Linked DNA regions of Mus musculus: region 1 is linked to region 2. Evidence: chromatin contacts called from ENCODE Hi-C or POLR2A ChIA-PET data. All regions are on one chromosome and are shown on one strand. Each heading gives the region's core, a stretch centred on a gene start or an enhancer-like site at or near the end of the contact. The rest is flanking DNA. Distances are from core to core; before and after follow the strand shown.

The links. A loop is a pair of places that touch in the nucleus more often than their neighbours do. ChIA-PET counts read pairs that join two places held with the same protein, here RNA polymerase II (POLR2A).
Region 1: a map of heart shows a loop between it and region 2 (3-fold over the local background). The contact joins the promoter of Il6 here to the promoter of Lmbr1 in region 2. A Hi-C loop is called at or near these places in 1 of 37 maps with a recorded cell type or tissue (heart). POLR2A ChIA-PET finds 5 or more read pairs at or near these places in 1 of 5 experiments (Patski).

The regions. Positions count from the first base shown.
Region 1 is chr5:30,011,276-30,014,621 of GRCm38, forward strand. It overlaps Il6 (interleukin 6), which reads left to right and starts at 1,839. Exons shown (of 5, transcript NM_031168.2): 1 at 1,839-1,935; 2 at 2,101-2,285. The coding sequence starts at 1,917. The region is part of intron 1 of A230098N10Rik (a long non-coding RNA gene); the gene reads right to left.
Region 2 is chr5:29,376,050-29,379,741 of GRCm38, forward strand. Lmbr1 (limb region 1) reads right to left here and starts at 2,341. Exons shown (of 17, transcript NM_020295.3): 1 at 2,078-2,341. The coding sequence starts at 2,143.

The DNA of each region.
Region 1 (3,346 bases), core at 589-3,088, 630 kb after region 2:
CTCTGTACTAACAGAGGCCTGAGAAAGCACACGGCAGGGAATAGGGGAAATGGCTTCCTTCATTGCTGGACACAGACTGAGCTCCAGGCTGTTTCAGCTGCCTTTTTAAGGCTCAAGGGCACTAAAAGTAAAACCATCCTGCTTCCTCTCCCCATTTTCATTTTCACCTAAAATCCCCTAGTCCCTTTGTGAAGACCAGGGCTTCACACGGTGAAAGAATGGTGGACTCACTTCTTTCAATAGGCTGACCTAGTATGTACACTAAGTCCACCCATGTTTTAACTTTCTTCCTAGTTTATTCCCCTTCTGATTTCTTCACAAGAATCAACCGGCTTTTCATTTTAATCTACTCTAATCGCCTGTGTGTTTACACTGGGTTACATTCTTTAGAGTGTACTTATATTCTCCTTTTGCATTCTCAATATAAATTAATCTGCTAGATATAAAGCTGTTCTCTTTATTTTAGTGTAATTTTTTTCTTCACATTGAATTCTAGGAGAAACTATGCTAGTGATATATAATTCTTGAACTATTAAACATGGGAGCATAAGAAAACAAGAATCTTAAGGCAATCTGCAGAGTGAAGAAGCTGATTGTGATCCTGAGAGTGTGTTTTGTAAATGGTTTTGGATTTTATGTACAGAGCCTACTTTCAGCCTGGAATCATTCTGAATGCTAGCTAGATATCTGGAGACAGGTGGACAGAAAACCAGGAACTAGTCTGAAAAAGAAACTAACCAAAGGGAAGAAGTCTGTTTAAGTTTGACCCAGCCTAGAAGACTTGAGCATTGGAGGGGTTATTCAGAGTGAGACGTACCACCTTCAGATTCAAATCCTGTCATCCAGTAGAAGGGAGCTTCAAACACAAGCTAGCTAAGATACAATGAGGTCCTTCTTCGATATCTTTATCTTCCATATACCATGAATCAAAGAAACTTCAACAACATGAGGACTGCAACAGACCTTCAAGCCTCCTTGCATGACCTGGAAATGTTTTGGGGTGTCCTGGCAGCAGTGGGATCAGCACTAACAGATAAGGGCAACTCTCACAGAGACTAAAGGTCTTAACTAAGAAGATAGCCAAGAGACCACTGGGGAGAATGCAGAGAATAGGCTTGGACTTGGAAGCCAAGATTGCTTGACAACAGACAGAAGATATTTCTGTACTTCACCCACTTTACCCACCTGGCAACTCCTGGAAACAACTGCACAAAATTTGGAGGTGAACAAACCATTAGAAACAACTGGTCCTGACAAGACACAGGAAAAACAAGCAATATGCAACATTACTGTCTGTTGTCCAGGTTGGGTGCTGGGGGTGGGAGAGGGAGTGTGTGTCTTTGTATGATCTGAAAAAACTCAGGTCAGAACATCTGTAGATCCTTACAGACATACAAAAGAATCCTAGCCTCTTATTCATGTGTGTGTGTGTGTGTGTGTGTGTGTGTGTGTGTGTGTGTGTGTGTATGTGTGTGTCGTCTGTCATGCGCGCGTGCCTGCGTTTAAATAACATCAGCTTTAGCTTCTCTTTCTCCTTATAAAACATTGTGAATTTCAGTTTTCTTTCCCATCAAGACATGCTCAAGTGCTGAGTCACTTTTAAAGAAAAAAAAGAAGAGTGCTCATGCTTCTTAGGGCTAGCCTCAAGGATGACTTAAGCACACTTTCCCCTTCCTAGTTGTGATTCTTTCGATGCTAAACGACGTCACATTGTGCAATCTTAATAAGGTTTCCAATCAGCCCCACCCACTCTGGCCCCACCCCCACCCTCCAACAAAGATTTTTATCAAATGTGGGATTTTCCCATGAGTCTCAAAATTAGAGAGTTGACTCCTAATAAATATGAGACTGGGGATGTCTGTAGCTCATTCTGCTCTGGAGCCCACCAAGAACGATAGTCAATTCCAGAAACCGCTATGAAGTTCCTCTCTGCAAGTAAGTGAAGGCAGTTCCTTGCCCTCTGGCGGAGCTATTGAGACTGTGAGAGAGGAGTGTGAGGCAGAGAGCCAGCATTGTGGGTTGGCCAGCAGCCATCAGCTAGCAGCAGGCGCCCAACTGTGCTATCTGCTCACTTGCCGGTTTTCCCTTTTCTCCACGCAGGAGACTTCCATCCAGTTGCCTTCTTGGGACTGATGCTGGTGACAACCACGGCCTTCCCTACTTCACAAGTCCGGAGAGGAGACTTCACAGAGGATACCACTCCCAACAGACCTGTCTATACCACTTCACAAGTCGGAGGCTTAATTACACATGTTCTCTGGGAAATCGTGGAAATGAGAAAAGAGGTGGGTAGGCTGTGAAACTGATGAAGACCCAGTGTGGGCGTCCATTCATTCTCTTTGCTCTTGAATTAGAAATTCTCTGCTGGGATCTAGGGCCCTTAGGATTTGAAGCTAAAGGTCAGACTAGACTGTGTTCTCTCTTTCTCACCTCTTTGCTGGTTTTGAGTGGAGGTTGGGAAGGGGTTCCTTTCCTGTCTGGAAGATACAGAATGTGACTGCATTTCTAGAAAATTCACAGTGGGCCATTCTCTGTTCCAATTTAGCTATTGCTTCTTAGGTGGGGATTCCTTTTCCCTCATTATTCCTTTTTCCTTATCTCTTTGCCTTCATTTATCCCTTGAAGTCTACAAGGACCAGAAAGTGCTTTTTGGCTGAATGTAGTAAGTTCTGTGTGTGTGAAATCAGGATGCTCTAGGGTCAGCCCAGATAAGATGCATATTGTATAGAGCCCAATAAAGTGCTAACACACACACACACACACACACACACACACAACCTAGATTAGGCTGGGCATGGTGGTGGATGCCTCCCAGCACTTGGGAGGCACACGCAGGAAGATCTCTGTGAGTTAGAGGCCAGCTTGGTCTACATATTGAGTTCCAGGATATCCAAGACTACATTGAGAGATCCTTTCTCAAAAAAAAAAAAAAAAAAAAAAAAACAACAACAACAAACAAACAAACAAACAAGAAAAAAAAAACCCAACCAACCCTACCTAGATTAAAATATCTCCCATCTTTAAATGAAAAGTATTTTGACTCTGCTTGACAGAAAGGAAAAAAAAAATCACAAACAAGATTAATAGCCTAGGTCTGGGTGTGTAGAACCAACTTTGTAATCTTGGGAAAATCCTCAACTATTTAGTACTCTTTATCTGCATAATTATGGAGTTACAGATAATGGCACAGACCCTTCCAGATGGAATATTCTGTGACTTAAATTTATTTGCCCCAAGATATCATCAAAATTTCTGTCCTTTACCAAGTTCCTACTCTATGCTGGGCAGTTTTTATCGTTGAATCCTTGAGACAAATGTATAAGAGGGACATCAATAATTCTTTATT
Region 2 (3,692 bases), core at 1,091-3,590:
AGGTCCACTCCACAAAATGAACCTCATACCTGGCACTGTAATTGGAGACAAGACTCTGTGTGTAAAGAGTCATAGACCCTAGGACAGAACCTATATCTATACCTACTACTATATTGCTAACTGAAAACCATATTAAACTAACTCCTAATGACTTATTGTTAAACCCAGAGATTAGTGCATCTTTTCACCTTCATCAGAGATGCTTTCTGTGTAGAGACCCAAAATGGCCAAGGTACAAAGAATATGAGGCTACAGAATGAATGCTCAGCCCTAAATAGGAATTCTGTATCATTCCCCTCTTCCTGAGATTTAAAACAATTGTGGAAGAGGGGGCAAAACGATTGTAAGAGCCAGAAGCAGTGGATGTCCATATAGAACCAGTGTTTTCCAGTTATGACAGGGTTTCCAGTTATGGCAGCTATACAAATGAACTGAGGGTGGTTTTTAACAATGCATACAAAACCTGGGCAAGCCCAAGTCAGTCAAAAATCTCAGTATGAAGAAAGAAGTAAACATGAAGACCCACCCCTATCTGAGGAGTTATTGACAACTGACAGCTGCTAAAAAAGAGTCAGTTTTTTTTTTAAAGTGCGCTACTCATAGGTCAACCATAACCTCCGATAAATGCCCACACACCCAAGCATGGAAAGGCAGCACAAATTTGATTCAAATGGTTTAAAAAAAAAAAAGTCATGAAGTTGGGAATGTGGAGAGAGGTCCGGGAGGGGCTGGGGAGGGATGAATGTGCTCAAAATACATTGTATGAAATAATCAAAGAAGTAATAAAAATAAAAATTAACCAACTACATTGTACTAAACTCTATCAACTCAGATTTAATGCATCTCCTCTTACTTCAGTATGACTCGGCAAGCCAGTTCTCAGTTTTCAAAATCAGTAACTGCACAAACTGAACCAGAATGTTTCCCTCAAACCAAGGGTGTGACTGAGAGGGGAACGTGAACTAGAAGAGAGGTGAATGCAAATATGTAACTTGAACATACTTTGCAGAGTTATGGGGACACAAACTAATTCTTTTACAATAGTGTAGGGCATCCTGAAAGGCACTCATCAAAAGAGACCTTAGGGAGCCAAGCTGGCTTCCTGACCTGCTAGAAACAGCAGGATGAAAGGGGTCCATCCTTTCCAGAGCAGTTGTTTGACAGCACTGTAGGTTCCTGCTCTCGCCCTTCCTACGAAAGACTTGTCTACACTCCTCGGGAAGTTTTTAACTCTGTCCTGGATAGAGGGGTTTAGAGAGGGTGTGAGTATAGGGAGATGCGGGTGGGAGGCCAGAGCCACTGCAGGGCTGGAAGCTTGGGAAGCCAGGTGTCTGTACTTACAGCTGAGCCACAGCAAGCTCAGCCCAGATACCAGGTACCACGCCCGGCTAGAAGAAAAGAGGCAGCCACCCATCACCCTATACCCTCAGTTAGCAGGAGATGCGGGATAAACTCAGGTGAAGATGGTGAAGCAGATGATAAAGGTGCAGATGAGTTGAATGGACGCATAGGGAGAGTATAGGAGAAATGGACGCAGGTTAAGTGTAGGTGACTGAGGAGGTCCGATGATGACGGGCTACAAGTGTTGGGAGGAGAGCCGAACTCAGGTGACCAGAGGTGGGCACAGGTGACTGGAAGCGGGCAGAAATGATAGGAGGGAGCTCAGGGAAAGGGAGGAGCACAGGTGACGCAGCGGAAGGAAGACATAGGTACGGGGTGGTGGGTGGGTATAAAGGTGACAGGAGAAAGATAGGAAGTTAGAATGAAGGGGAGGGAACATAGGTAAGGAGAGGACAGAAAGGAGGGGAGAGAACGCTGGTGGCGCGAGGGAGACCTACAAGAGGAGAGAGCAGTAGGGTGACAGAGCAGGAGGTGACAGAGGTGAGAAGATGGGGAGCAGGTGAACGGGTCTCAAGTGATGCGGGGCGTCGGAGTCAGTCTGCAGCAGACCCAGTGGGGTGCTGGAAGGCCAACATGCGTGAAGGGTCCGGGAAGAAACTATGGGACCGTGCTGGTCTACGCTGCGCTCCTGGGTCCAACGCGCGGCGCAGCACCAGGGAACCGCCCGACCACGCACCGTGGACTCTCGCACTTGGCTGTGGAAGTGCTGCTCCCGCGCCGACACCTCGTCCTGCCCTTCCATCCTCCTTTCATACCCACCGCAGGGCCGCCCGCGTCTGCGCGCTCCGCCGCACCATTGCCCGCGGGCGGCGGGGCTATACAGTCTCTCGTGGCCGGACAGAAACGCCACCTAGACCGCAGCAGGATCGGAAAACGCCGCCTGAGCTCAGGGAGAAGCGGTTCAAGATACAAGAGGCGGGGAATGGCCACAGCCTGGGCGGGGCTTGAGGTCGGGGCGGGACTTGTGCGTCACTCTGAGAGCGCCGTACGTCAGAGAAGAGCGCCTCTGCGCGTGGGGCGCTGGGCCGAAGGTCGCTAGGCGCCTTGGAGAGAGACTGGAGGAACGGGGGCGGGGTTTTTAGGGTCCTGGACTGAAGTGGCCTTCTGACGCGTGCTGCAGCAGGACATAAATCTCGGAGCTGGGCCTGAAGTGTTGTGGTCCAGCCTTGTTAGTCATTGCCCAGAGTAAGGGCGGGCCGAAGCTCCAGGCAGGGGATGAGGTCTAGAGGCGGAAGCCCTGGTGCGAACGGGATTTGGAGATCCGGGCACAGGTGCACCCGCCCTCACTTGTTTATTGAAGCTTTTGGATCACCCCGGGGCTTTTGGATCACGCCTTGCTCCACCCTTGTTCTCAGAATCTGAGTTTAGCACTGGGCTCGACCAACCTTAAAGACCTAGGGCCTACTACGGAAAATTTCTCTCCCAAGCAAGTGCAAAGCGGGAAAGCCGTTGCAGCTTAGCACTCTGAAGTCCTTCTGCCTCTGCGGAGATAGGAGAGCCGCTGTCCTGGAGAACTGAGATAGCCTAGGGCCCCCAGGTCTGAAGATGGGCTCTGATGGTTAATGATCCTCTGTAGGCCTTAAACAACGCCCTTGATATGAGGCACGACTAAGTATGCCAACACAGCCATTTCCCTTCATTATGCAATTTTTGTTTTAAAATTGGAATTTAAAGGAGTATTTGGTTGGTTGATTTGGATTTTCTAGACAGGGTTCTCTATGCAGTCCTGGTTGTCCTGAAACTCAAGAGATCCGACTGCCTCTGCTTCCGGGGAGTCATGATTAAAGGCCTGGGCCAAAACAGCTGGAATTAAAAGGATTATTTGCAATTTTGATTCTGGGTTCATTTGGTAGAAGAGCCTGGGGAACCTGAGTCTTGCTCCCAGCGTGTGTTCCCGATACAGCAGGCTCATCAGTCAGCAACAACGTGTCTGAATTCAAACCAGTTTGCCTTTGACGTGTCTTTAAATGTCTCAGCCCTAAAGAACAAGGAAAAAGACCTTTTTCCTGGACAACCGCGTTCTGGGAGCTAGGTTAAATACCCACCTGAACTGATCTGGATGATTCCTGGGCTAATCTGTCCAAATCAAAGGATAAACACATCAGCTTTTGAGGTGTGTAGCTCTGGGGCAGATATTCCAGAAAGTATTTCACATCTTTCCAATTGAATACTGCAACCATTTAAACCCTTACATTTCTGTTGCAGGGCTATTCATGGAAGCTTACCCAGCTTTCATTCAGTTTTATTTGTTTCATTTTCTTTGGCACTTTTAAACTTAGCCAAGATAACCA